2 separate regions of the Homo sapiens genome follow, and region 2 is linked to region 1. A link is a loop called in an ENCODE intact Hi-C map of the cell type or tissue named here. Cell type or tissue: K562. All regions are shown on one strand. Links, peaks and the distances in the headings refer to the core of each region. The heading gives the core; the rest is flanking DNA. Region 1 has its middle 140 kb from the start of PARD3B. Region 2 has its middle 190 kb from the start of PARD3B.

Region 1 (15,447 bases), core at 4,279-9,278:
ATATTTCCATGTGACCTAATCAAAATACACACTGATGTACGGAAAAGGGCCCTTTGCATCAAGAGAAATCACTAAACACATATTCTGGCACACAGTTAGACATCAGCTGGACATTACTCATTTCTTGCTATTTCTTGAATCTTCAGTTTCCATTCTGAGCCTCCTCTGCTTACTTTCTCTTATTTGGAGTACTGATTGGCTACCTGATTGGTATTTGACCTTTTGCCTGTTCACTTGATACCTCTACAACACTAGTGAAATGGTAGCTCTGTGCACAGTTTGATGTGTTTTGCAGAAGCTGTGCAGCAGAGTGGTTGTATTAGTCTGTTTTCATGATGCTGATAAAGACATACCTGAGACTGGGCAATTTACAAAAGAAAGAGGTTTAATGGACTCAGTTCCATATGGCTGGGGAGGTCTCACAATCATGGCCGAAGGCAAGGAGGAGCAAGTCACATCTTACATGGATGACAGCAGGCAAAAAGAGAGAGCTTGTGCAGGGAAACTCCCCCTTATAATACTGCCAGATCTTGTGAGACTTATTTGCTATCATGAGAACAGCATGGGAAAACCTGCCCCCATGATTCGATTACCTCCCACCAGGTCCCTCCCACAACATAGAGGAATTCAAGATGAGATTTGGATGGGGACACAGCCAAACCATATCATTTCATCCCTGGACCCTCCCAAATCTCATGTCCTCACATTTCAAAACCAATCATGCCTTCCCAAGAGCCCCCTCAAAGTCTTAACTCATTTCAGCATTAACTCAAAAGTCCACAGTCCCAGGTCTCGTCTGAGACAAGGCAGGACCCTTACACCTATGAGCCTGTGAAATCAAAAGCCAGTTAATTACTTCCTAGATACAATGGGGGTACAGGCATTTGGTAAGTACAGCCATTCCAAATGGGAGAGATTGGCCAAAACAAAGCGGCTGCAGGCCCCATGCAAGTCTGAAATCCAGCAGGGCAGTCAAATCTTAAAGCTCCAAAATGATGTCCTTTGACTCCATGTCTCACATCCAGGTCATGCTGATGCAAGAGGTGGGTTCCCATTGTCTTGGGCAGTTCTGCCCCTGTGGCTTTGCAGGGTACAGCCTCCCTCCCAGCTGCTTTCATGGGCTGACATTGACTGTTTGTGGCTTTTCCAGGCACATGGGGCAAGCTGTCAGTGGATCTACCATTCTGGAGTCTGGAAGATGGTGGCCTACTTCTCACAGCTCCACTAGGCAGTACCCCAGTAGTAACTCTGTGTGGGGGCTCCAACCCCACATTTTCCATCCTCACTGCCCTAGCAGAGGTTCTCCATGAGAGCCCTGCTCCTGCAGCAAACGTCTGCCTGGACATCCAGGTGTTTCTATACATTCTCTGAAATCTAGGCAGAGGTTCCCAAACCTCAATTCTTAACTTCTGTGTACCCACAGGCTCAACACCATGTGGAAGCTGCCAAGGCTTGGGGCTTGTACCCTCTGAAGCCATGGCCTGAGCTGCACCTTGATCCATTTTAGTCACAACTGGAGCAGCTGGGACGCAGGGAACCAAGTCCCTAGATTGCACATAGCATGGGGACCCTGGGCCCGGCCCACAAAACCATTTTTTCCTCCTAGGCCTCCAGGCCTGTGATGGGAGGAGCTGCCATGAAGACCTTTGACATGCCCTGGAGACATTTTCCTCATTGTCTTGTGGATTAACATTCAGCTCCTCATTACTTATGCAAATGTCTGTAGCTGGCTTGAATTTCTCCTCAGAAAATGGGATTTTCTTTTCTATTGCATTGTCAGGCTGCAAATTTTCCAAACTTTTATGCTCTGCTTTCCTTATAAAACTGAATGCCTTTAACAGCACCCAAATCAAATTTTGAATGCTTTGCTGCTTTTGAAATTTCTTCTACCAGATACCCTAAATCGTCTCTCTCAAGTTCAAAGTTCCACAAATCTCTAGGGTGGGGCAAAATGCTGCCAGTCTCTTTGCTAAAACATAACAAGAGTCAACTTTGCTCCAGTCCCCAACAAGTTCCTCATCTCCATCTGAGGCCACCTCAGCCTGGACCTTATTGTTCATATCACTATCAGCTTTTTTATTAAAGCCATTCAATGAGTCTCTAGGAGGTTCCAAAATTTCCCACATTTTCCTGTCTTCTTCTAAGCCCCCCAAACTGTTCCAATCTCTGCCTGTTACCCAGTTCCAAAGTCACTTCACGTTTTCAGGTATCTTTTCAGCAATGCCCCACTCTACTGGTACAAATTTACTGTATTAGTCCATTTTCACGCTGCTCAAAAAGGCATACCCAAGACTGGGCAATTTCCAAAAGAAAGAGGTTTAATAGGCTTACAGTTCCACATGGCTGCAGAGGCCTCACAATCATGGCAGAAGGCAAGGCAAGAAGGAGCAAGTTACATCTTACACGAATGGCAGCAGGCAGAAAGAGAGAGCTTGTGCAGGGAAACTCCCCCTTATATACCATTAGATCTCATGAGACTTATTCACTATCATGAGAACAGCATGGGAAAGACCTGCCCATGATTCAGTTACCTGCCACCAGGTCCCTTCCACAACACCTGGGAATTCAAGATGAGATTTGGGTGGGGACACAGCCAAACCAAATCAGTGGTCAAGAGCTAAGGAGTCGCACAGAACTAGGTTCAAACTTGAGCTTCACCTCTTATAACCTGTGTGATTCTAAGCAAGTTCCTTAACTTTTCTAAACTTTGATTTCCTCATCTTATAAATGAGGACAATGAAAACACCTTCCTCAGAGGGTTTCTATGAGGAAGAAACAAGTCACTGTACATAAAGCACCCAGAGAAATACCTGACCTATGGCAAGCGTTTGAGCAACGTTAACTGTTATTATAATAATTTCTGTCAGTCAAGTTATCTGCCATTTTCTTGGACAAGCTATTAAAAGTCTTTGTTCCTCAGTAGATCATATGGAAAATTATTACTTTGCAAGGTTATAGATTGTAGATATGGAAAGTACCCAGTAAAGTGGCTGATGAATAGTAGGAATGGTAAACCCTACTAGTTATCTGGCAATATCAATTCTCTTTCTCCCTGTCAGAATTTCATTTTGTTCAGAACAGTGATATGCTCTGCTAAAATAACTTCACCTCCATTTGCAGCTAGGGGATGACAAAGTTCTGGCCAATGTAACGTAAGTGGAATTTTCAGGAGAGAGATTTCTTTCCTTAATAAACTGGCAAAAGCTTACCTTGTGAAATCCCTTTTACCTCTCTCCTTCTTCTTTGTACACCTGGAGATGCTGCTGCCATTTTCAAAGCATGAGGACAAGAGCCATGAACAAATGATGACAGAGCAGGAATGTAGACCTTGGGTCTCTGACAGCATCATTGATCTTCACATTTCCCAACTCTAGATTTATAATATGAAGAAAACAAACCTAACTGCCTTAAGGCAACATTCCCGAGTTTTATTTTATGTGCAGCCAAACAGAATGGGTTTTTAATATAGGTTTTTTTGTCAGGTGGAAATTGCATTAATAGTAATCATCATCAGCATCATCATCATCATCACCTGTATCTATGACACGACCCACCCCCTCCAGGATATCCATATCTGTATTCTGTTCTTACAGCACTTACCAAAGGGTTTGATCATGGCTTTGTGAAAGAAACTTAGCAGGAAATATTGATGAGAATTCCTCTAGGGTCTTCATTTTTCTGGAGAGAACAGGAAAAATCCTAACAGTCTCTGTGACTTGGGGGCAAGGAACAGGCAATAGTCAGACCAAGTCATAGGGTCCTGAAGTGACTGCTAATCCAGGAGAGCCCTGTGCCTACACTGAATCCCACTGAATCCCTCTGGATCTGTAGTCTGGAGATCTGTGAGTCTTTTACCCTCTAATTGACCATAGGCACCTAGGTAACATTAAGAACATCTGGGACGAGCTAAAGCAAGATCAAATGCTGAGTGGAGGGTAATGTTGCAGATTATTTTGTCAATAACAGTAACTACCGATAATTAGACATGGATGATGAATAACTGTCTCCCCCACAACCTCTTCACTAGTTTATATTGAAAGCAAATCTCTGACCAAATTTGGCCACATATAAAAATGTACATTAAACATTTATTAGGAAGCGGTCACAAAACAGCTCATGTAACCTATTCTATAATTTGATGAAATTGCAACTGTTGGCCTTTTAGGTATTCTAACTGCACTGGTGCATGCAATGCTCACTTGAAGCAGATATGATCATATTCTAGAAGCTGGTTTCAATTAGTCTTATAGTAGATATCAGGCAACTCAAGAACTGAAGACCGAGTCAATGGTCGGACTCAGGACCGTACAGAAATCAGTCTCCAGAAAATATCCCTAAAGGTATAGGACACAGAGTTTTCTACATTTTTATTCTGTTTATGCAACTAGGGAGAGTCTAGAATTTGAACATCACTATTTTCACCAGTGAAACCCCATTTCTAGCAGCCATAATGCTAATTGACAAGCTATTAATTTCACCAATGAAAACCCATTTTAACATGCATCCTGCTAATTAAGAATAACTTGGGTGGTGTTGGGAGTTTAAGATAGCTGAATCACCTCTGGAAGGTGGGCTTCTAACTGGAAGTCTAGGTGATGACACCTAGGGTATGAATTTTTGGTTTGGGCAAATGACTGCCCCTCAGGAATGGCTTAAACTGACTGACATTTGCATAATTTTATACTGCCTATACATTAAGGGGAGGTTTAAATTACAGACATTCTGTTAAGTAGTCCATGCAATTAGTAAAAGGTAAAATCAGAAGTAGCCCTTGTATTCTCTGACTCCCAAATTTCAAAGTCTTACCACTATAGCATCCCAGCTCGGTGTTAATCCGACAAACTGTCCACACTCATTGCCTTAAGAAGTAGCCTTTTCTAAGTCAGACTATTACTATCATAGAAAATGTTCCCACTTAGAGTGAAAACAGCAAATTTAGTTGCTGATATTTTTCTTGGAGCAGTCTGCACATAGAATAAGGCAGGGTTAAAAAACAGAGCATCAAATAGTAAATGTTTGGATTTATAAGAGGTGGTCAAATGTAAAATAACAAAGCTGGTTCCTAGAAAACTAGAAGAAAACAAAGTAAGTGTTGACTAAGAAGTTCAAAGCAAATCTTGTCTTGTTATCATCCCTCCTTTATTTTGACCCTGCAATGTCCGTACTTTGCAGGCCCATGCTGATTTCATTACTATTTATGTTCATCTCTTTGATAATTTCTCTTTTATTAGTAAGCATCCACTCCATGACTTCTAATTTATTTTTACATGGCAAATTATGAGAAAGCAATGAAAGAATTCCTAAATGTGATAAATGGTTTCTAGCGGCATTGCTTATGCTTTCTAAAAAGCTAAGAGATTCCAGTGTGGGGGTTCCCATGGGGGATTCTGATATGTTCTTCTGAAGAAATAAGGAAGGTCTGTATCTACCATCCCCAGGCCTCTACTTAGCAAACCATGTTCCTCCCCGGGCCAGGCTCACCACTCCACCCACACGGAGGGGACGACTTCTAATTCCTGCACTTGCTTTATGACTTTGTGTAAATGTGTTCAGTGCCATTTGGCTGTTCTTCTGAAGAAAACTCAGTCTCAATTGTGCTCCCTGGCTTAATTGTTGTCAAGGTGAAGGCTGGATATTGCCAACAGAGCCTATCAAGAAGATCTTGTTTTACTGGAGAGTATGATTCAGGAAGAATGCACACACTGATTGAAGCCAAAACTATGATGAAGTTGTTGGATATTTTTGAGAGGGTGTTGAAGGATGGGTAGAATTAATTTCCACCTGAAGAAACTGGTACTTCTCTCCCCACCCCTAAACAATTGTATATTGATATATTTTCTCCATCTGTAAAACAAAGATAATTTTTCAGTCTCATTCATCAAAATGGCAAAGGCTCCTATAAAAAGCTTAGTAAGACACTAAATGTTAAGTCAGTGCTTAATGATAATCTACCGGAGTCTTTATGGCTTGATCTTCTGAGAATTAAAAACCACTTGGCCTTCCCCGAAACTCTCCACTGGGAATAGCAATGGCTCCTAGATTCTGTGTAATTAAACTTCCTGGAAAGGAGGGGGCTGGGAAGCTGTAGACCACTAAATCAATAGATTAAAAAACAACAGGTAAATGGGTTAAATGGTTAAGTGGTGATCCATCTGAGTATTGGCCCTTTCTCTAATAAACCTAATATCAAAGAATGAATGCCATGATACGGAGTTCAAAAAGCACCCTAAACTTAAAACACCTATTGAAAAACCAAGCTGGTTTAACTGACATAATTATTGTGGATTCACTGAAGTCTGAACAGCAAAGTATTTAAAGCACTGTCAGGAAATATTAAATCCCCCTTCTGAGACTAGGATTGAAAAAAGGTAGGACAAGGCTCATTTTTTACATTAAAGCAAGATTGGGCCTGATTAGTATTTGAAATATTTCTTTCCCAATTTTGGACAGCATTAGATTTTGGCTAGTGAAATATAAATGAACATCAATTGTATATGACAAATGCTGATCCAAGCCACTTAAAATTCCCTGAATGTCCTTTTCTCTCTTAGACTGACTGCTAGAGTCTCATCATCAAAGTCTGCAGAGCCGACCAAAGGTAGCTCTGTGGTGGAGGCCCCGCCTAAGCTATGAAGGGTTAGAAAGATAGCTGTTTGTTTTGTAAGGACATGAATCACTATCAGGGCTATCACAACATTGCAAGCTAGGTCACAGGACTCCAAGTCACTCTGCATTTTGCTCAGAGGTGAGGGAGCTTAGAGACTTGTTGCTGCCTTTCTGTTTCACTGGAAATGAAATCCACTTGTGTCACCATTCCCTCCTGTTTCAGGTTGAGACCAAAGAGATTAAGAGAAATATACTAGTGTTAAACATTAAAGCCACAATAATAAAGATGGCCAGAGTACCTAGTAAACATTTTTGTTCACAATTTGGAAAATGAATGAAGACCGAAAAAAAGGAAAGATCCTTCAGTTTGTCCTGGAGAGAAATGTAATTATGGTTTAGTCCTTAGCCATCATAATGGGTTCTTTGAAGCGGCTTCCTGGGCCAAAATAAACAGTTCATTATATACAAATTCAAGAGATAAGGTTGATTTGGCTCTTTGGAATCAAGATCCTTATCTTTCCATTAGTTTAGTCTAGAAATATGGTAACCAGATTCACCCAAGACACCGACTCTCTCCTCCGACTCCTAGATTTGATTTCAAGGTCTTGTCTATGAGATCTATTAGAACAAAGAGCCCACTAATTAAGCAGCTAACCCCAAGACTATGCTGTTAGCCTGGGGGGACTTGTTTTATTCCATTAATTTGAGAGCAGCTACTTTATATCCAGTGGTAATTGGTGCAGGACTATCTCTGTCTACTTACACGGGAGGAAATACCACAATTTACTCTAATTTGAATTAAATATTTTACAGTTTAGACTGGCTAGCCCCACATTTTTCTTTGTTAGTGATGCTGAAGAAGCCTCCTTTATAGTGTTCTGGAAGACTGCTCCATCTTTATCTATTACCCATGCAAATGTTTTGTATTTAGCTAAGGCTGTAGCTGATAGAACCAAAATACTTAGCAGATTTTGGATTGATTCTGCTCTCCACAGCCCAGTCGGCTCTTTGCTGTATGAATTGAGCATGAAAGGTCACAGTGAATCAATGCCGGCCTGGCTTTGCAAAAATGTGACTAGAAGGTAGTCAGTCATGGTAGCTCCCTTTTGTGAGAAGGTTATTAAAGTTCACTGGAAAACAATTTCCCCAATCTCACATTTATAATTGAAATTGCTGTTGTGAAGTTTCAATGAGATAAAAATATGTGAAAGTGCTTTGTAAACTCTGTAAAGTAAAAAGTCTAAAAGAAGAGCTGCATAACCATTCACTGTGGTTCATGCTGAAAAATGAGATTCTGGGGGAAACTTCACTGTCTAACTTGTATCCTTCTCTAATGTTTAAAATTTTAAAGCTACAAATATGTCTTTCTCATAAAATCAGGAAAATAGATAAGAATCTTTCCCTTTTTTCCTGTTTTCCACAGGAAGGGATGTAACAGTAGGCTACCTTTTATCTTTAAAACTTACTGTGTCCTGGATTTCAGATGACTAAAACAGGGGTAATTATCAGCAGATTTTCAAGGAGAAAAAACTCAAATATCACATATGTAGCAGAGAGGAGGAAAACTAAAGCTAGACTTTTCCAGAATCATATCGTATTCCATAGATATAATTTTAAAGTTGCTTTTGAGAAAATTTGAAATGATACCTTATTGTGCATTTAGCTCCCTGTATAAAAACAACACAATTGTGAGTATTCTGAGGAACCTGTTTGAGAATGGAACATTAGGTGTTTTCAGGACACCAAGAGGATTGTTCTGTGTTTCAACGTAAAGAAGATGAGAACAAATATAGAAATGGAAACCCCAGGCCCACTGGGGCAGCCTAAGGAGGCCCCATTATGAAGGGCACAAGCACCCACACCTCCTGTACCTTATTCAAGATGTCCTCACTCTGCTGTTCTCTTATTCTTTAGTGTTCTCATTCGGGGCTCCTCAACCACCAGTTCTAGGTCTGCCATTTTCTAGCAGTTTTAGGTTGGATCCATGCTTTAAGCTTATTGGGCCTCCTCTGTTAAAGTTCTGTGAGAGTTAAATGAGATTGATAACAAAAGCAATCCAAAGAGTGTATATCCACCTACAAGTGTAAGGTGAAGTATTATGTATTTACTTTCTATACCAACTTGTCAACATTTAGGCAACTGAAGTCCCATTGCCTCAGGACTTTGTTTCTAGTAGTTGATCTGATAAACTAAATACTGCTTATATGTTTGGGGTGCTAATGAGCTAACTTAATGTCCATTTCAGGTAATACATTTACAATAGGAAGGAACTAAAAGGAGCTTTTCCTAGTTGGGTTAGGGAAGGGGAAGAGAAGCTGGAAAGCGTGTCTACACTTAGTGCCTTATGTGCACTCTAATGGGAACTCCATATTCATTGCTTTTTAAATCCATATGAAGTATGTACAGGTGTAAGATTTCATAACAAGCACTGGAGATATATAAATGGATCAATTCATTAGGGAAACTTTAAGATTGTAATGTGATCAAAGCAGGAACAAGAACCATAATTTGGAACTTGGGTCCAAGTGACAGGAGAAAAGCTGCCACTTGCAGTTTAACTGCATTATTTTGTGCTTTCTTTATCTAATAATAGGTCATCAGGATTATAAGAATGCAACCCAAGGCTAATGATAGTTCTGGAGGGGACTGGAGAAGAAAAAGACTTTCTCTTTCAGTTAAAAATTTCAAACAACAACAAAAAGACACAATAGTATAGTGAAACTCCACGTAGCAGATTCAATCCAGATTCAATATTTATCAAGATTTTCCTTCACTTCTTTCTTCTATTCCTCCCTTTTTGTTCTGAAGCATGTTAAAGCAAATAGTTAATAAAGTTAGGTTAAATGTTTAATTTTCCCCAAATTGTGAATTGTGAGAGTGTAGTATTATATACAAGTTACCTCCAACCTGACCAAGGAGGTGTGTGTGTGTGTGTGTGTGTATGTTTCATTTTGATTTTGTTTTTATTGCTTTGACTACCCTCTCTTTGTTTGAGAACCATAACAGACTCTTGGGTTTTTTAGATATTCAATTTTGTGGCCGATGTTGTCAATTCCCTGCCCAAGTCATCCCAACACTCACCATTCCCAAATAGAAAGAAGGAAAGCACCTGCAACTCCCCACCTGAGAGTTTTATGTCCTCCAATGCACAAGGCAGACGGAAGTGCCAGAGAATTAACATATTTTGAGCATTCCCTCCATCAGCAATGTAAGAGGACAAGTCTGAGGTGTGTTCCACACCATTTCCCAGGAGTCCTGGCAGGATTGAGCCCCTGTTGTCCTGCACGGTAACCTGCTTATTAATACACCTTATATTCGCTTCCTACATTTTCCTGTCTCGCTTTATTCTTGTCTCCTGCAGTCATTCCCCAGTAAACCACATGCACTCAAATCCTTGTCTTGGGGTCTGCTTCTTGGGGAACCTAGTCTAAGAAAGTTGATCCAAGAGTGGTTATAGTAAGCTGATTGGTGACGTGGAACAGCTCCTACAACTGGTAAATGGGGCAATGATTACCTCTGGCAGGGCATACCATTACAATTTCTTAGATTACACCTATAGTGGATTGAGATGGGGAACATGAAGAAGGGAATGTACTGGCTTATGCAATAGATCTAATGGATGAAAGATATAAGGCAAGAGAAATTATGAGGATTGGGGAATTAGCTGTTGCTAACAGCCACAGGAGGAAAGAAAATAACAGACTGAGATCAGTAGTCTATTAATTCACGACATGATATGAAAGCTAGAATGCTTTAATAATAGTGTTTATAGAGGCCACCATCTCCTGCATCCAGAAGGCTGTGCAAAAAATCTGAGTGCCATGTTTATACAGACCACTATCTCTTGCACCCAGTGGCTGAACTAAAAAAAGGCTAAGTCCACAGCTCCTACACTACAGTGTCTCCTACACTAAAGTCAAGACCGACCCTAAGACCTATAATGAGAACCTCTGGGCGGATGTGCTTGACCACTGCCAAGGCCCAGAGATTCCTTTGGGCCGTCTGGTCCAGGTGGGGTGGTCTCCTTCTGCTGGCTAGTGGGAAGCAACCTTCCATTTTTCAGAGGCCATACAGAATACTTACTTGAGATGGATTCCCTTCAAGATGGTGTTTTTTCTCTTTAAAATCTCTACTCCTTCCTGACTCCTTTCATTGCATTTAGATCTGTTTCGTCAAATCCAATAGCCACTAGCCACATACAACTATAAGCCAATTAAGGTAAAATACAATCAAATTTTTTGGTCTTATTCACAGTAGCCACATTTAAAGCAAGTCAATAGCCACACGTGGCTAGTGGCTACCATGTTGGATGGTGCACAGGTGATAGAACATTTCCATCATTGCAGAAAGTTCTATTGGACAGTGCTGATCTAGACCAGAAATTGGCAAACTTATTTGAAAGAATCAGATAGTAAATACTGTAGTGTTTGTAGGCTATATGGTTCCTGTCACTACTACTAAACTCTGCCATCATAGCATGAAAGCAGCCCTAAACCATATATAAATAAACTAGCGTGGCTGTGTTCCTTAATGTTACAACAGTTTTAAGTGTCAGGCCAAAGGGCCTTAGTTTGCCCATCTCTGGTCTACACTAAAAACTAGGGTCAACTCTTAGTATGGTGCAAGTAGGAAGTATTGTTCACACTACAGAGAGAAAAGGAATTATTCACTGAAGGGCTTATGTGTACCAATGTGTTTCAGGACAACACGCCCGGGAATGCATCTTGCAGCTGCTCAGAGGAGATGATTACAAGGTTAGATGGGAAAGAGTGTATTGATATGAGTGCAGGCAAGATTTAACATCCCAGAAAGGACTTCTGGAGCCAAGCTTAACAAATGACTTCTTAACTCTCAAGCCTACCATTTTCTGGAGTCTTATAGTAAATGAAATGGAGATTCCAGAACTCTTGGCAGAGTACTAGGGAAAGGATGAAAAGGATCAGAGATGTGCCAAACAAAAACAAAAGTAACAACAACAACAACAAACCCCAGATATCTATGTTCCCCAGGAAGGCCCAGAGGATATCCCTTCCCTAAAGCAATGAGGAATGGAAGGAGTTAATAGTTATAGTCATTTGTGGGCCAGGGGTGGCATGGGAGGTTGTTACAGACCTGGCTTACTTAGTATCAATGGAGATGATAAACTTCTGGCATAAGAGAGGCCAGGTGGTAACACTTAACCATCAGAAGCAAAGTGAACATAATTTCCATAACAGGCAGTGCAGCTGGAATGGCAATAAGGAGCCCTTGATCCATGGGAATCTGTGAAGATGTTCAATAGACCATGGTATTTTTAGGGTCAAGGAAGTTGGGCAGCTGATGATCAATTGTGGGTGAGCAGAAAGCTGCCATATTGGAAAATCATGATCTCTCACACCGTTCTCAGGCCCAGAGTTAATAGAAGGGGAGGCTATTTCCCTTTGAGGAAATATGCTATGATGCTACAGTAGCTATTTTCCCAATCCATTCCCAATGGATTTATGTTCATTTACCAGATAATTGTACACTCGGGGAAAGGAGATTTTTCAAGGGCTGAGGGTATTGAATTGTAGGTGATACTGATAAATGAAGAGAATCAAATTGCCCATGGGCTATGGAAGCCATGTGATAAACAGAGTCTTATCCCAGGTCTATCTCACAGTGAATACAATGAATCTGTTGTCCTGCCCTATGATGATGTTTTTCCAGCCCCCAGATGCATCATCAGGATGAATTTACCTAGAACTTGGTAGAACCCTCATATTTATGACTTGATTTTGTGAAGTAGGTGTGGTATGATAAGGGAAGTTAGTGGAAATATTGTAGGCAGAATAATGGCCCCTTATATATGTCCATGTCCTAATCTCTGGAACCTATGAATATATTCGTTTACATTGCAAGGGGTAATTAAAGTTGCAGATGAAACTAAAGTTGCTAATCAGCTGACTTTCAGTTGAAGAGATTATTCTGCATTATCTAGGTGGCCCCAAACAATCCTGAGTCCTTATAAATGGAAGAAGGAGGCAGAAAAAGAAGTCAGTCAGATTTAAACATGCTACGCTCCTAGCTTTGAAGGTGGAGGAAGGGTTCATGAGAGTTCTTCCCTGCCTGCCAAGGAATGCAGGCAGTCTCTAGAAGCTGGAAAAGTCTAGGAAACAGATTCTCTAGACCTCAAGAATAAATACAGCTCTGCTGAAAACTTGATTTTATTTCATTGAGACCCATTCTGGACTTCCAATATCCAGAACTGTAAGATAACAAATTATGCTGTTTTAAGCACTGCATTTGTGGTAATTTGCTACAGCAGTAATAGAAAACTAATATAGGAAGCTCTTAAATTTGTACCAATAACCTCCATCCCTGTGAGAAATTAGAACTTAAGCAATAACATGTCCCAGATGAATAGCAGAGATGAGCACCACCCTCAAGGACTTAAAAGATGTTGAGGTGGCACATCATATTCTATTTTAACTCATTGAAATGAGCTAAAATAGAACCCCCTGAAAATCAAATGGTTCATGGCAGAGCATGGTGAACTACCATAAACTTAAACAAGTGGGACCCGCAGTTTCAGCTGCTATGCCAAGTGTGGTATCTTTACTAAAATAGATCAAAACAGTATCTGGCGGACAGAATGCAGCTGTTGAGCTAGGAGATGCATTCTTTTCCATTCCTGTCATGAAGGAGGATCAAAAGAAGTTCTCGGGAATGACAGCAGTACACGTTCATTTACAGTTGTGTCAGAGGGATGCTACTTTGCTAGTCATGGTAGTCTTCATATTGCAAAGAACGTTATGTTGGTCCAACATGTTAATGATACCATGTTAACCAGACCTGGTGAGCAGGAAATGTCAAGCACTCTGAATGCTCTGAAACTCATGTGCATACCAGGGTGAGAAGGAAATCTTATGAAGGAAGTCTTATGAAGACCACATTGGTGATGTCTTCAGGGGTCCAGTTGTTTGCAGTGTGCCATGACATTACCTCTGACATAACAGACAAGTTATTGCATCTTGAACATTCTATCACCAAGAAAGAGATAGGCCTTTTAGAATTATTTATTTTTTAAAATTTTTTCATATAGTATGAAGTCTGACTCTTAAGTGTACAACCTGATGAATTTTACATACAAATATAAATATATAAATATGTATATATATATAGCTAGAGAGAGAGAGAGAGAGAGAGACATCTCAAATATTCATGATGCATATATATCAAGAACATTCCTATTGTCCCAGAAAGTTTTCTCATGCCTTGCTCAGTCAATAATTTCCCCCAAAGGTAAGAATTATTCTGACTTCTATCACCTTATGTTAACTTCACCTATTTTTCACCTCATCTCAATGGAATCATAGTGTATATAACTTCTGTATTTTACTTATTTTATACAATATGTTTCTGATATTTATCTATGCTGTTTTTTGTTACAGTGATTTGCTCTTTTTTACTGATGCATAGTATTCTATTGTATGGATGTACTAAACTGTATTTATCAAATGTCTTGTTGATGGATGTGTGTGCTGTTTTCAATTTTGGGATATTATGAATAAAGCTTCTGTGACCATTCTTGAACACTTTTTTGTGGACATATGCACTCACTTATTTGGGTAATATAGCCAGGGGTAAAATTGCTAGGCAAAAAGTGAGCATATATTTAACTTTATTAAAACTGCCAAACAATTTTCCAAAGTGGTTTAACCCTTTTGTACTTTTACCAGTAATATATGAGAGTTTCACTTGCTCTGCATCCTTTTCAACACATGGTTTTGACAATCTTCTTAAAGTATTAGCTATTTCGTGTATGCATGATAGCATCTCATTTAATTTTCAGTTCTCTAATGATTGATAATGTTGAATGTCTTTTTGTATGCTTACTGGCCACTTGGATATATTCTTTTGTGAAGTGCCTAGTAAGTCTTTTGCTATTTGTTTTATGGAATACTTGTCATTTTCTTATTGGTTTGCAGTTCATTATATATTCTACCTATGAATCCTTTGTCAAATATATGTGTTTAAAATATTATCTCATAGCCTAGGGCTTCCATTCTTACTTTCTTAAACACATCTTTTGATGAGAAGTTTAAAGTTTTTATGAAGGCCTATTATTATTACATTTTCTTTCGCGGTTAGTACTTTTTGCATTCCACCCAAGAAATCTTTCTTCACCCCAAGGTCACTGATGTTTTCTTCTAGAAACTTTATGGCTTATGTCCTTCCATTTAGGTCTTTGATAAATTTCAAATTAATTTATGTGTACAGTATGAATTAGGGGTCAACATTTACTTTGTCCCTATAGGGACATCCTGTTGTTTCAGCATTGTTTATTGAAAAGACATCCCTTTCTTCACTGAAATGCACTGGGGCTTTCATTGAAATCAAGTAATTAAATGGATGTGGGTCTATTTCTGGATTTTTTTATTATGTTCCATAGATCTATGTATTCATATCCAAACACCACACTGTCTTAATTACATAGCTTTATTAAAGGTCTCAAACTCTGACAGTGTACATACGGTAAATTTATCCTCAAGATTGTCTTGGCCATTCTAAGTCCTTTGCATTTCCATATAAATTTTAATATCATCTTTCCAATTTACATAAGTAAATATTGCTAGATTTTGATTGGAATTATATTAAATCTATAGGTCAATTTGGTGGGGTTTTTTAAATTCACCTTGCTTCTACTCTGTTTTATTTTATTTATTTTTTAATTTTATTTTTCCATAAGTTATTGGGGTACAGGTGGTATTTGGTTACATGAGTAAATTCTTCAGTGGTGAATTTGAGATTTTGGTGCACCCATCACACAAGCAATATACACTGCACCATATTTGTAGTATTTTATCCTTCGCCACCTCC
Region 2 (15,447 bases), core at 3,795-8,794, 55 kb after region 1:
TTAAGATACCACAGCTAATCAGTAGCTAGTTTTTACCCCCTAGAAACAGACCCTGCAGTTTTGTTACATTGCTTTTCCCTAGCTGAGCTGGAGGTGTTAGGAGATGGGGGAGCTCTTTAAACAGAAAAATCACAGACAGGCTTTGGGCCTTTGTTGGTAACTGAGAAATATACGCAAGGCTAAACACTCTGCATTGAAGGAACTTTCCATTTCACTCCCTTCTCTCTAGTCTCCACTCAGGTCCCTCGGGTAAACAGGTAATGAGAAGATAATTTTTCAGACATTTCTGATCAGAAACATCAATGAAGGCCCTTGGTAAAAATACAGGTTCAGACACTAATTTATTCAGAATCTCCAGGGAAGAGCCTCAGAAGTGTTTTTTTTTTTTTTTTTTTTTTTTTTTTGGAGATGGAGTCCCGCTCTTGTTGAAGTGCAATGGCACAATCTCAGCTCACTGCAACTTCTGCCTCCAGGGTTCAAGCAATCCTCTGCCTCAGCCTCCCGAGTAGCTGGGATTATAGGTGCCTGCCACCATGCCTAGCTAATTTTTGTATTTTTAGTAGAGACAGGGTTTCACCATCTTGGCCAGGCTGGTCTTGAACTCCTGATCTTGTGATCCACCCGCCTCGGCCTCCCAAAGTGCTGGGAGAAGTGGTATTTTTTTAAAGCAAATTCCCCAGGTGACTGTTGGAAGTGGTGAAGCCCTGGACACAGAGGACAGAAACCCTGTTGGTAGGAGACTATGCATCCTTCCTGGGAAAGCCTCCACGTCCATGTGTTCATATCAGGATACACACAGGAGACAGGAGCTGGAAGATACCCCCTTTCTGCATCACCTCCCCTGTGTCCATTTCCAGGGTGTGTGTGAGTGTATATATATATAAAATGTATATTATATATTATATATATTTTATATTATAGATAATGTATATTATATATTATGTATATTTTATATTATAGACAATGTATATTATATTATATATTTTTATATTATAGATAATGTATATTATATATTATATATTTATATATATTTATATTATATATATATATATTATATAGATATATATATATTTTTTTTTTTTTTCGAGACAGAGCCTCGCTCTGTCGCCCAGGCTGGAGTGCAGTGGTGCGATCTTGGTTCACTGCAAGATCGCAGCTCACTGCAAGCTCCACCTCCCGGGTTCACACCATTCTCCTGCCTCAGCCTCCCAAGTAGCTGGGACTACAGGCGCCTGCCACCACATCCGGCGAATTTTTTTTGTATTTTTAGTAGACAGGGTTTCACCGTGTTAGCCAGGATAGTCTCAATCTCCTGACCTCGTGATCCACCCGCCTCAGCCTCCCAAAGTGCTGGGATTACAGGCGTGAGTCACCGCGCCCAGCCTCCAGGGTACATTTTTTTGGTCTCAAAACAAGCACCAAGGAGAAGGGGTGAATAGGAGTTTTGTTTGTTTTCTTTTTTGTAATTTAGCTATGAGGGGGGTCTTTAACTCTCCATAGATCAGCTAGCAATGTTTTTGGCAACCAAAGAGAGCTTAGGAAGAAAATGGGGTGGTTTGATCTGGGGGTGCTAACAGGGCCTCAGCTCACAAGCCGGTTAGAGAGGCTTTATCTCTCTGTGTTGTGTTCACGTCTGGGAGGAAGAAAGGGAGGGTTCCAGATTGTTAACCAGCGGCAGCTGGCAGCTTTATTGTTTTTTAATTAAATAACCCTCAGCCACAGGAGCACACACCAATCCCCCACCTCCTCCTCCTCACGAAACCTCATTAAGCAAAAGGACTACAATTAAGCCCGGAATCCACGGTTGACACTCTCACCATCCGTCTGTTGCTTCTGCACAGGCTGTGGGCAAGACAAGCGGCTCTCTCCTCGTTTCATGGGCAGGGGGTGATAACAGGGAGAGGCCATCTTTATTTGTCACTTAATGGGCAACCTGGCCCTTCCTTCAGGGCAACCAGATGCATCTTTTGTCCTTAACCCACTTCCACGTGGATGGCTGCCCATCAAATAAAGCAAGACATCTGCCCGGAAGGGCCAATTTACCTCAAACAGGTGAGGCCTTTGATTCGGAGAGCAAGGGAATTTTACTGATGTTCGTTTGCCATGCATTTGGGCCCAATATGTCGGAAGTATTTTCACATGATTGAAGGTAGATAGCCGTCAGCACGTTTAACTGATTCTGCCTCCTTGTTTCTTTCTAGGGACACGTGGCTGCAGGTGAGGCTGGTTTCTGCTTTGCCCCTTGTTCTGTTCTGCCTTCCTTACTTGGGCTGCCTCATCCTGGACTTTACCCCTTGCCTGTGTTCTTTCCTTCATCTTCTTGGTCTGCCATTCTCCTATTTCTGAACTCTCTTGCTTTCATTTTTTTTCCTCTTTGGACCTCCCCTGTGGTCATCTTGCTCCCAATCTCTATTTCAATAACTGCAGAGCCTATAAGTATAGGAGTGGTGGCTCCCCTCATTGATATTAGGAAACCAGTTTCTTAAGATAGGAAGAGACTCCTTTAAAAATTCTCCTTTACAGGGCGAGGCATGGGGGAGGTAATGAACACAGAAAGGCAGAGCTGTTTTCTATTATATAAAGCCAAATTCCTCTCCCCACTCTCAGCTTGGGCAAAGCTCTGGTAATACTGTTTCCAGCAAAGCCCCCAAACCTGGTGAAAATGAATTTATCATTTACATCATTTCTCTTTGTAGCTCTGACAATTCATATTACCCCAGAACCTGACATCTCCACTTTCCTCCAATTGATAAATAATCTCTTTTTGATTTCTGTAACTGAGAAACATCATAAGCCCACATACAAAGGAAGATTCATTGGTCTTTTATTTCACATGTGAGCTCCTTGAAAAATTGCGTCTGCGTTGCCATTTGGGCATTAATTCCTGACACACCACTTATCATATTTTGATTGTTTCCAAGAGAACATCATATTTTAACTGTTTGGGAATGATTTAACTGATCAAATACACGGCATCTGGTTGTTATGGTAACTAAAGTTCTAAAAATAATATAAAGAAAAGACCACCTTTAATTGAAATCACAAGAAGTCGTTATGGTAACTGGAATTTTTTCAAGTAACTAGGTTAAACTACATTTCATTTTATCTAGCACTGCACAAACAAATTCTGATTAAAATATCAGGTTTAATTTAATCAGTTAATTAATGTCACTAAATGTCATTTATCTTATAACTCTCATTTACATTCACTGCTGAATTATCCAACTTGCTAATTTATAACCATTCTGCCTTAAATTTAACATTCTAGAACCTGGGGCAAAGTGTGTAGTGACAGTGTGAAGCTAGGCTTGGATGTCGACCTAAGTTCTGACTGTGCCTTTTGTCAGCCTTCTGAGCCTCTATTTACTTATCTGTAAAGTGGGAATGATATTACCAGCTCTGCTTTTGCCACATAGTTGTATGGATCAAATAAAATTATGTACCTAAACATGTTTTGGTATCCTAAAACCTACTGTAAAGTAACACATTATTATTATACCATTGTAGAGACAGAAAAATCCCACCTCTGTTATCTTAGGTTCCCAGCTGGGTTTAAGAAGTAAATTGACATAACATAGATTAATAGGAGAAAAGCATAATACAAATTATACGTGCATAGGAGTCCTCAGAAGGAAATGAAGAGCCGAAGAAGTAGTTAGAGTCAGTTACTTATATAGTGAATTGGGAAAAGAAGCAGCTAAACTATGTAGGAAAGCTTAAAAGAAGCGTTATTCTAACAAGGTCTGTACAGTATTCTCTTGGTTTTGATTTCTCCTCCTGTGGAGAATGTTGTATCTTTCTAGTATGGGGAGGGCATTTTTCACACAAGAATTTCATCTTACACATGAAGGTCAAAGTGACCTTTTTATACCTGCATTTTTCAAGTGCCTTTAACTTAAATAGTCAATATGCCAGAATAACACAATTTAACCCCTTCGCCACATTCTTTTGTCCACACATTTCTTGTTTGTTGAATTTTAAAAAGAAGCCATACGAAAATAAGCTACAAATGTTTACGCTTACAACACTGACCACAGAATTGTGAATCTAGTGACTAAATTCATCAAGAAATTAAAATCTAAGAAATGAAATTATTCTTATCTCATATATTAAAATTCTTCAAGAAAAATTGGAGGTGTCTTGAAGATAAGAATGGTAGTCAACTCTTCTTTGATAATCTCCCTTTAGTATCTTGCACATGGAAAGTGCTTGAATGTGTCTTTAATGAATTTACATTAACATACAATGTTTTAGTAGTGTGTTGCACATGCATGAGGAACTGTGCTGAGATAATAAACTCTTACAACATTCAAAATATTCCTGTCTTGAAAAGGGATGCAGACATGTAAATAAATAACTCTCAATCAAACTTCACATTTTTCATGATAGAAGAAGAAGGCATTGGCCCTACAGGAAGGTGGTGGTGTGAGTGGATTTAAGAAGAGCTGATGAGAAGGTAAACTCTGAAGAGTGTGCACTAGGATTGGGAGGGTTTGGGGATAACAAGTATATAGCACACCCTTGCCATAAGTAACTCCATCTTAGAAAAAGACTCCATCTTACATTTCACAGGGCACTTTGCCAACAGGGATAAGATGTTTTGCCCGATTTATAAAGACTGCATCCAACCAGATAAGGATATAAGCAAGCACACCCTTCCACTACCAGTTCTCACCAGAGGACTCTGTGGCCATAAACAGAGCAGGGCTTCAGGAGTTCGATATGGCTGTCTTAGCTGACACCATCTTCCTATTACTCATGGTGAACCCAGTATCTCCTGCTGAAGGCTCTGCCCACATCAAAGACTCTTCCTTGCAAGACTGAAGGACCTCTTGGCTCAGACCAGGAGATGTTTTTGTTTTTGTCACTCCTCCTGGACTAGTTTGTTAACCCCTTTTTCCTATCCCCTTTCTCTTGATGTTAAATGTTACTTTGTTTGTTGTGGAATGTTTAATCTATAGCATTTATATATTGATTAAGTATACTATTATGTATACTGAATTATGAAGTGACTTGAGCCTGTGTGTCCAAGGCTCTGACCGCTGAGTGAACAGAAAGTACTAAGGAGAACTGCCTCCTTGGGAACCATGTAGTCCATGGCTTTTGTGATTAAATAGCATCAGTGGAAGTCTGCCATTGTAGAAAGACACAGACACAAACACGTGTGGACCTCATTATCTCTGACCTTGCACCACTCACAAGATTGAAATTCCATGAAATTCCATTCCGTGGGAGCAGCGTGCATAGAGGCTCACAGAAAGCTATATTTGGTGATATCCATGAGAGACAGCCCTGGGCCACTTCTGCCAACTAGCACTAGAAAAGCTGGAGTTTAGCATTATGGACCTAAAAAAAAAGGCATTGGTTCCAAGAGGAAAACTGCAAAATTGAATTTAACAAATATTTAAACATCTACAAAATGTAACATTGGGCCAACTTCATTAATTGTCATGTTTACTACTCCTAAATATTTCATTGCACTTAAAACAATTTGAAGATTAAATTTTTCTCACTTTGCAAGAATTTCCAACTATGCGAAGTAATTGCCAAGAAATCATAGCCAATCTCAAATTAAATTAGTTATCTGTAGCCAAATTATTTCAAAAGCAAAATTACATTTTTTCTATCCAAAAAATAGATGCACATTAATACATTTGCTTTGGTGTAGGGTGGAACCTCCAGAAGTAACATTTCCAAGAGCCTATATAGTTTTTAATAGTACAGGAAAGTGTGTGTGTGTGTGTGTGTGTGTGTGTGTGTGTGTGTGTGTGTTAAAAAGTAAGCCTGGGACTTAAGAGGAAATGACATAGCAAAACAATGATAAAGACTTGGGTATGTACATCAGAACAATGACAGTGCAAGTTGAATGAGAAGAAACAAAACTGTATTATAGAAAGATTGGTGAACTGAGAGGAAGACCTGAGTTCTATTCCTGGCTCCATTTTCAAATAAGCGGCTGAATAAATTGCTTGATTCCCTGAAGTTGAGTTTCACGTACTTCAATGCAGTAGGCAGCTATAATCAGCGCCAGCATTTCTCAAATGATCTTGCAATTTCCTCACTCTCTGAAAGCTGGAAGCAAAGCTGAGATTAGCTGGTAGCTTTCTCTGGTTTGCTTTCCCCCAGCCTTTCCAATAGTTTTATAACTACCCAATCTCTTGCCTTAAGCCCCTTTCTACTTGAAATGCCTGGCTCTGATTTCTGTTTTTCTGACCTAGCCCTCATTGATACACTATTATTGCTTTTATAGTTCTCATTATTCCAAGAAGTATTCCCCATTAGTCTTAGGAACAGGATTTTGTCTTATACACCATATATCCCTTAAACCAAGTACGGTGACTTGTGAAGAGATGGCAATACACCTTTGTGCTACTTCCTCCTTCATTGTCTAGGGCAGGATTCAATTGAAAATCAATCTGGCTGAGCCAGAAAGGCGTTTTCATTCTCAGTACAGGGTTCCAATCAGCTACTATCAGTCACTAGGAGATGACATTAAATATGAAATCCATTTGTCATTCCTGACCCAGCAGAAAAAAAAAGTTTGTTGAAAGAATAAATTAATGCATGAATGTAAAACAACCATTAATTTAGCTCTTTGCTCTTTTAAACACAGAACACTCATCTCTTAGCTTACTGCTGATAGCTATGGTTGCTGTTTAGAAGTAAGAAAAAGTAAAAAACAAAGGCATAGAGAATTATGCAGAAAGTTACTTTCTTGTTTTTCTTCAAATACAGGAAAGTAGAGCAGAATTAATGAGATGAGAAATATGAAAGTAGAGTGGTATTTATAATAATGATGTGATTTTATAATATCTTACAAAAGGTATCTCCAGTCCAACCTACATTTACATCCCTCCGTTAGTTCATGTCCCAAATATATAAGTGCACTACACAATGAAGAAAAGACTTTCCCTTTCCTTTTCTTAAAAACTAGAAATAGGATGTCAATACGTGATACTTTAGTTGATGGCTTATAAATGAGGCCTATTAATGTAATGGCTTTTAAAATTTTTGTTTTTAATCATAGAATCTTTAAATCAGAAAAGTTCTCAAGGGGTCTGAGGCTCTAGCCCTCTGCCTTAACCTAAACGTTCTCAGACTAATGATCATCATTTCTTCCCCTCAGTGACTTGCTTCAAAGTAGTTAATTTCACTTTTATCTTTTAAAACCCCCCAACTTTGGTCACTGTTTTTCAGTAATTAACAAGTACGTTTTTAATTGGCTTAGTCATGTTCCCTCTCTCAACTGGATTTTTCTTTTCACTGGTTTTTAAAGGATAGCTACCCAGTCTTGAGTTGAACTTTCCTCGTCAAGCCATCATTTCACCTACACTGTTTTTATAGTTAGGCCTCAAATATCTGGGCAAAGATAGTTTATTTTTATGCCATTTAAAAAATTACTTCTGTTAAAAAAAAAGAGTTCGAATCTTTGATGCTGTATATTCCAGGTAACAGTAACATCACAGGCTTATGTATTAATATTACCTACTTGTACATTAATACTCGTAGAATGATTATGTTGTTAAAAGTCACTATTATGTGATTTTCATTTTTGGCCATTATTGTAATTACTGGTATTAGAATTTCCCTCCCAAAGAAAATAACTAGAAAGCAAGACACTTTTCCAGCTGTTTTTAGACAATAGGCAATACAGTACTATGATCCACAGTAGAAGGCCAAAAACAAGTGGAGCCCTAGACTCACACTGACTTTTTTTTTTTTTTTTTAGATGGAGTCACTCTGTCGCCCAGGCTGGAGTGCAGTGGCATGATCTCAGCTCACTAAAACCTCCACCTCCCGGGTGCTAGCAATTCTCCTGCCTCAGCCTCCCCAGTAGCTGGGATTACAGGGGCACAACACCATGCCCAGCTAATTTTTTAATGTTTAGTAGAAACGGGGTTTCACCACAGTGGCCAGGCTGGTCTCGAACTCCTGGCCTCAGATGATCAGCGTGCCACGGCCTCCTAAAGTGCTGGGATTATAGGGGTGAGCCACTGCACCTCACACTGGCTTTCTATCTGAGGGCATTTTCTGGCATTAAAAAGGTATTTCTAGTCCAACCTACATGTATATTCCTCCATTAGTACATGTCCCAAACATATAAATGTACTACACAATGGGTAGGGCATTTATATTTTTTAAATGGCAGAAAAATTTAAATGTTAAATGCTATAATAAAAATTAACTATCTTTGCCTAGATATTTGAGGCCTAACTCTAAATATGTTTGTTGAAAAAATTAATTAATGCATGAATGTAAAACAATCATCAATTTAACTCTTTGTTCTTTTAAACACAGAACACACATCCCTTAGCTTTCTGCTTTCCTTTCTGAGGGAGGGGAAACCCAAAAGGAATACAGTGGTCTTACTAAGTTTAAAACATGGAGATTGGAATTTGGGCAGGATGAGGTAGCTGGGATTTGTCTTGTAAGAAAAGGTACTGGAGAAGAGAAAGATATGAAGACAAACAACTCCAATAATGAATTCCAACTCCACTATTGTCTTATTCTCTAAGCCTCTTTGTTCTATGTTTTCAGTGATTGTTCTAAGACCTACAATATGTATCCTTGATTTATTCTTGATATAGGGCAAAGCAGTATATACAAAGTATAATATATCATGACCAAAAAGGGCCATTCTCAGGAAGCAAGGTTGGTTTAACATTTGAAAATCTATTAATGCAATTCTCCATTAACATAATAAGGGGGGAACACATAAGAATCTCTCAACAGAAGCAGAAAAAAAACCAATTTTGACAAAATTTAGTACGTCTTCTTGATAAACTCTCTCAGCGAATTGGGAATAGAAGATAACTTTTTCAATATGGAAAAGGGCATCTATTTAAAAAAAGGAGCAAATATCACGCCTAGTGATAAAAAAGTTTTTCCCTTATATGAAGAGGAAGGCAGGATTGTCTATCACCACTTATATTTAAGATTGTACCGCAAGAGCTAGCCAATACAATACAATAAGAGGAGAAAACTAAATAAAAGCCATACAGAATTGAAAAGCAGTCTGATATATACAGATTTGAAAAAGACTTTTTGATTTGCAGACCATGTATGTAGAAAATTCTAAAGTAGATTAAAAAAAGAAACTAGAATGAATAAGTCAAATTTATCAAGGTAATAGTATACAGTATTAAAAATCAAACATTTTTATATACTATCAATAAACAACTGAAAAAATAATTTAAAATGTACCATTAAACATATCAAAGGACATGAAATACTTAGACATAAATTTAACAAGTTATATGCAAAATCTGTACACTGAAAACCAAACACTGCTAAGAGAAATTAAAGAAGACATAAACAGATGAGGAAGTATATCAAAGATCAAATAAGAATTTTCCTCTAAATTGATCTTTACATCTAATGCAACCCCTATAAAAACCCCAGCAGGGTTTTATGTAGAATTGACAAGCTAATTCTAAAATTTATATTGCAAAACAAAGATCTAGAATACCCAAGACAATTTTGCAAAAGAAGAGCACATTTGGATGACTTATACTCTCTGATTTCAAGGCTTATTATAAAGCTAAAGTAATCAAGACATGGTAATATTTTTGTAAGAATTAACATATAAATAATTAAAACAGAATGAAGAGTACAGATGTAGACCCACACATGATTTCCAACAAATATCCCAAGTAATTCAATGAAAAAAGTAGTCATTTTAACCAATAATTTAATATTGGAAACAGGATGTCGATAAAGGAAACAAATTTTGACCCCTTCCTTGCTTGTACTTTGACCCTTTAGAGTTAATCTGAATGATCACATTTTTAAGAATAAAAGCAAAAAATTATACCATTAGAAAAAATATAGGCAAAAAAATTGTGACCTTAGAATCAGCAAAGATTCCTTAGACACAAAAAGCACTAACTATAAAAGAAAAATATTAATAAATTGGTCTTAATATTAACATTTTTTCTCTTTATAAGAAATCACTCTCAAAACAGAAGGGTAAGCCACAGACTGGTTGCTGATATTCATAATACATATATCTAACAAAGGATTTGTAACCACAATATATAAAGAACACATACAATTCAATCATTAGAAGACAATGCAGTAAAAACTGGGCAAAAGATTTGAACCTATATTCTATAAAAGAAGACATGTGAATGGAAAATAAGCACATAAAAAATATCTATTTCATTAATCATCAGGGAAATGTGAATTAAAAGTATAATGTGATGCTCATTAAAGCAACTAAAATGGAAAAGACTGACATACTAAGTGTTAACAACAAGAATGTTGATATGATTTGGCTGTATCCCCACCCAAAACTCATCTTAAATTGTAGCTGCCATAATCCCCATGTGTCATGGGAGGGACCTGGTGGGAGGTAATTGAATCGCGGGGGCAGGTTTTTCCCATGCTGACCATGATTGTGAGGTCTCCCCAGCCATGTGGAACTGTGAGTCAATTAAACTTCTTTCCTTTATAAATTACCCAGTCTCAGGCATGTCTTTATTAGCAGCATGAGAACAAACTAATACAGATGTGGAGCAACTGAACTCATAAAATCCTGGTGAGAATGTAGAATGATGTGCAGTCACTTTGGAAAACATCTTGGCAGTTTCTATACATTTACCACACAACCCAGAAATTCTACTTCTAAGATTTGACCTGAGAAGAATTGTTTTAAATATCCATACAAAGACTTGTAAACATGTGTTCATAGCAGCTTTAAAAAAATAATTTTCAAAAAAATTATGAGTGTGAGACACAAATCTTGGCAAGTGATGGAAATGCTTTGTCTTGATTGTACTGGGTTACTAAATGTGCATATTTATTTGTTAAAATGCATCAAACAGTACACCTAACATGTGTTGCATGTATGTACATTTTGTTGTATGTTAAATTAGAGCTCACTAAAGTTGAAATACCTAAAAAATAAAATATCCTTATCCTGTTACTCTCTCAAACTCACTCCTTTTCTGTTTTGATTTGTGTATGAAGTCAATTATTTTATATATAGCTAATATATCTGTGCTATGAAAAATCTTATATACATTATACATAGATATACATTAATAGAGACATATCTCTCTGGGAGAACTTTAAATCATTATTTACATTACTGCTATATTGTATTTTTCTGAAAGGAAAATTCTGTATTGATCTTACCATATACCATTGAATACCCTTTACCAAAATTAATAAGGTTAATTTAGGACACGTCTGACCAGTCAGTGAAAAAAGTCTTTTCCTTTCCTTAAAGTCATGTGTCCTCGGCAGCCATTTTTAAACTCACATGACACCACCCTCCTAACCATCACTAATCAGTCTGACTTAGGATTGTTTCAATTCATTATGGTCAACAGGACAGGATCGCAGAATAGAACCACGACCACTAAGGAGTCCTACCCCTATAAGTTGGGGAAGTTCCCTTAAAGGAGATATGTGACTTCTTTGACTTTTGATATATGACTTTTCTAGAATTGTACATGTATCTGGGAAGAAACACCCACAATTTCTGCTGTTTTACCCTTTGAAACACCCACAATTTCTGCTGTTTTACCCTTTGATTGCTCAGAGCACACATAATTTTGTCAACACACACAATCCTAAAGAGACTCCTCTAGGCAGTCATAAAAACTTTCCAACAAGAAGTAACCCAAGGTCACACCAAGAGCAATATGTAGGTACAGGATGTCAATGGACCACTCCCTTCACAGACCATGATCTCCCTCAGATTCGCATTTCTTCTGTACTTTTGTTGTGATTCCTTCTTTACTCTTTTCTTCAACCAGTGAATGAATCAAATAATTATACCAACATACTTGATATACAGTAGTATGAAGAAAAGGAAGAAAAAAGATACAAAGAACAATGATAGTTCCTAATCCAAAGGGAAAAGAGAAAAGGGAAAATGATGGATGAAATTATTAAGCCTTTGAACACTCCAGCAGCAAGGGCAGAGAAACAGAAGCTATAGTTCTTAATGCTATTGGTGCAACTTATGACCTTCCTTCTTCATTATCTACTCCATCATCGTCTTACCTTTACTCAAAACCTTATCTTGCCTAGTTTCTTTGCTTGGTATAGTTCTGAGCCCTGAGAGAGCCTATTTGTAGGTTATACCAGTTTTCCATTAACTTTTATCCTTGGCCGTAATGATGTAAGACACCCCCAAAATTCCTTGAATTCTATCCACATTGTACAATAGAAATACTTTCTTTCTTGAGAGTCAGCACCAACAATTTTAACTAACAGTGTATATCCCACAGTCAAAGTAGGTTTTTAATTACGAAAGTACTATTGTGTTCACTGTAGAAAAAAATCCAGTGTAGAAATGTGTAAAAAGAAATCCTTACAAATGTCAATAAAAAGCAAATAGAATGCAGCAAAATTTATTTTCTTATTCCTTCCCTTTCTTCCTCCCAGAATTAGCCACTATTAACTGCTTAATGTGATTTCTTGAAGATTCTTTTTAATACATATACATGTATGTATTTTGTGCCCCTTGATGTATGATGCCATGTCAAAGGCTCAGGGCTGGTTGCTATTGCTGCCTTTGGTATATATTTACAAGTACTAAAATGGCCAAAGAGTAAACAGTAGGAAGTAAATATGCACAAGCAAGGCACTTGGTTAATTTGGTTAATCAACGCTATCATAAGTAGCCTGACCTTGGCCACTCAGCATGCTGTAAGCTCCCAGCAGGGAAGAAGGAGTGAGCTAGCAATAGGGGAAATTAACTGATCATCATGTCCCATTGAGTCTGATTGATGTTGTTGTCTACATCTGAGGGGTCTGATTGGAGGGAATGGGGTGAGGAGGAGTTGCAGGTGCTTTAGGACAGCAGCAGTTTTTGGTTTTAGTTTATGTAGATTCAGCAAGGAGGATACAAGGAATGTCAAAAACATTAAACAGATGTGGAGGAAGGGTTTCAGTCTATTTGGCCCAGATTCAGAGTCTGGCACTTGGCACAGGCTCTCAGTTGGTTCATTCTTATTGGTGGCTAGGTGACCCTGAAGACAGCAGGTACAAAATAACATCAGTGTAATGGAATCTATACATTTTTCACTACAGAGATTTAGATTTTAGTTCTCATTAAAGATTATAAAATAAATTTTTTATTTTACAAAAGGTTTCTGAATACATCTAAATTCACAGAGAAGTTTTGAATATGAGAGTTCCCATATACCTCTCACCCACTCACCCCTACTGGCATCTTACCTTAGTATGGTATATTTGTGATGATTAATATTGATATGTTATTAACTCAAGCCCATACTTTATTTATTCAGATTTCTTCAGTTTTTACCTAGTGTTCTTTTATGGTTCTAGGACCCCAAGCAGGATACTACATTAAAGTTTGTCATCGTGTCTCCCTAGGCTCCTGGTGGCTATGACAGTTTCTCAGACTTCCCTTGTTTTTGTTGACCTTGACAATTTAAAGGAGCACTGATCAGCTATTTTGTAAATGTCCCTCACATAGAATTATCTCATGTTTTCCTCATGATCACATTGGGGTTTGGGTTTTAGGGAGGAAGACCACAGAGATAAGGTGCCATTCTCATCGCATCATATCAAGGACACATTCTATCAGCATAACTTATCACTGCTGATGTTAGCCTTAATGACCTTGCTAAGACTGTGTTTGTCAGGTTCTTCCACTGCAAAATTCCTCTCTTCTCCACCCCATCCATAATGTACACTTTGTGGGAAAGTCACTATGCACCACCCACCCTTATGAAATGGGATTTATTCTCACCTGCTTGAAGGCAGAATATGTACAGAAATTATTTGGAATGCTGTTTTGGGAGATTTGTCTCTTTTCTTGTTGATTATAAACAATGCTACTTTATTTATTTTGTTCCTCTGAAATTGTTCTGGCTGTGGCCACTGAAAGTTCTTTCAATCAGCCCTTCAGTTTCTCTGACATACCACTGTTATTGTGGCGGTTTTTGTTTTTTGTTTTGTTTTGTTTTGTTTGTTTGTTTTACTTCTCTAGTTTCTGGCACTACAAGATACTCCAGACCCATCTTGTATATTTCCTTCCTCAGGCTTACAATAGTCATTTCTCCTAGGAGTCCTGGTTCCTTTTATTGAAGAATGGAGTTATAAACTAAATCTGGGTTAGGTATGCTTGTCGCTACTGGGATGTCTTTCTTTCTAGTCCCTCTCAACTAACAGAGCAAGGAAATAGATGTGTACATACTAACTCATACATATACAAGTATCTATAAATATTTGTCTCTTTGTCTCTCATGTCAGCATGAGTTCATACTGACGTCTCCAACTCTAATCGATTTCCACATGGCTCATTCTAGCCTTCTCCCCTTGCTCATCTGGAAACCACCACGCCTGCAGTGAGAAATCCAGCTCCCACTATCTGCCAGCCATTTACTGTTATTATTCAATACTAATATACATGTATGTTGTTATGTTGTTCCACACTTCTATGTGGAACAACTTTATCAATTAGAGTATAGTGGTTTTGTGCACTTTCATTTGCCTTACAGACCCCACTCATTTCCAGAGTTACTTGGGTCAATATCTTTCTCCCTATCCTCTTCCATGGGGTTGTTTGACACATTGGTAATGCTGTTACATGCTTTTGAGATGCAGTTAGATTCTTTTGTCATTCCATCCTAGGATGCCCCATCTGCCTAATGATTTGTGTTGTTGTTAAATGCATATACATTAAGGTTCACTCTTTGTTATAAAGTTCTATGGGTATTGAACAAATGTATCATGCCATGGAACCACCCTTACAGTATTGTTACCTACTGGCAGTGAATCTGTATGGGTCTGCAGCAAACTCAATTCTTGCCTCCTCAGAAAAAAGAATTCAAGGGGACATAAGGCAGAGAGAGAGACAAGGGCACATTTTAGAGCAGGAGTGAAAGTTTATTAAAAAGCTTTAGAACAGGAATGAAAGGAAGTAAAGTACACTTGGAAGAGGGCCAAGCAGGTGACTTGCGAGATCAAATGCCCTGTTTAAACTTTGACTTGGGGTTTGATACGTTGGCATGCCTCTGGGGTCTTGCATCTCTTACTTCCCTGATTCTTCCCTTGGGGTGGGCTGTCCACATGCACAGTGGTCTGCTAGTGCTTGGGAGGGGAGCCTGTGCAGTGTGTTTACTGGACTTGTACACATGCTCACTTGAGGCATTCTTCCCTTACTAGCTGAATCTTCCTAGAAGGTCATATACCAGTTAAACTCTGCCATTCTGCCTCTTAATGTGCACACTTGAGCCCACTCACCCAGCTCCTGAGATCTTATTAAGAAGCTGCCGATCACCAGTTTCAGGTTTCCTCTACTGGGAGACTGCCTTGCCCTGGCGCCAGCTATGACCAATTATTATTTTAGAGAGACAGTTAATAACCACCTGACCATCACCTGACAGTCACCTGACACTCCTGGTTGGGGGTGGGGAGGAGGAGCCCTCTCCTGCACTGCTGTTGCCTGACTAGCTACCTACT

What was found. Hi-C counts contacts between places; a loop is a spot of excess contacts. Peaks named below come from ENCODE experiments on the same cell type or tissue, not always from the same donor. Only the 100,000 strongest peaks of a DNase experiment are listed, where the experiment ranks them.
Region 2: a loop joins it to region 1, with 2.1 times the contacts of the local background. A loop is called at or near these places in 1 of 110 quality-filtered maps.

The regions. Positions count from the first base shown.
Region 1 is chr2:204,399,121-204,414,567 of GRCh38, reverse strand. No RefSeq gene overlaps it. Among named protein-coding and RNA genes, the nearest start is that of PARD3B, 140 kb to the left of the region's middle. In K562, for the core only: no CTCF peak of the experiment used is centred there; a DNase peak (open chromatin) is centred at 6,657.
Region 2 is chr2:204,343,805-204,359,251 of GRCh38, reverse strand. No RefSeq gene overlaps it. Among named protein-coding and RNA genes, the nearest start is that of PARD3B, 190 kb to the left of the region's middle. RefSeq lists an enhancer at 12,428-12,971. In K562, for the core only: no CTCF peak of the experiment used is centred there; DNase peaks (open chromatin) are centred at 4,731 and 5,801.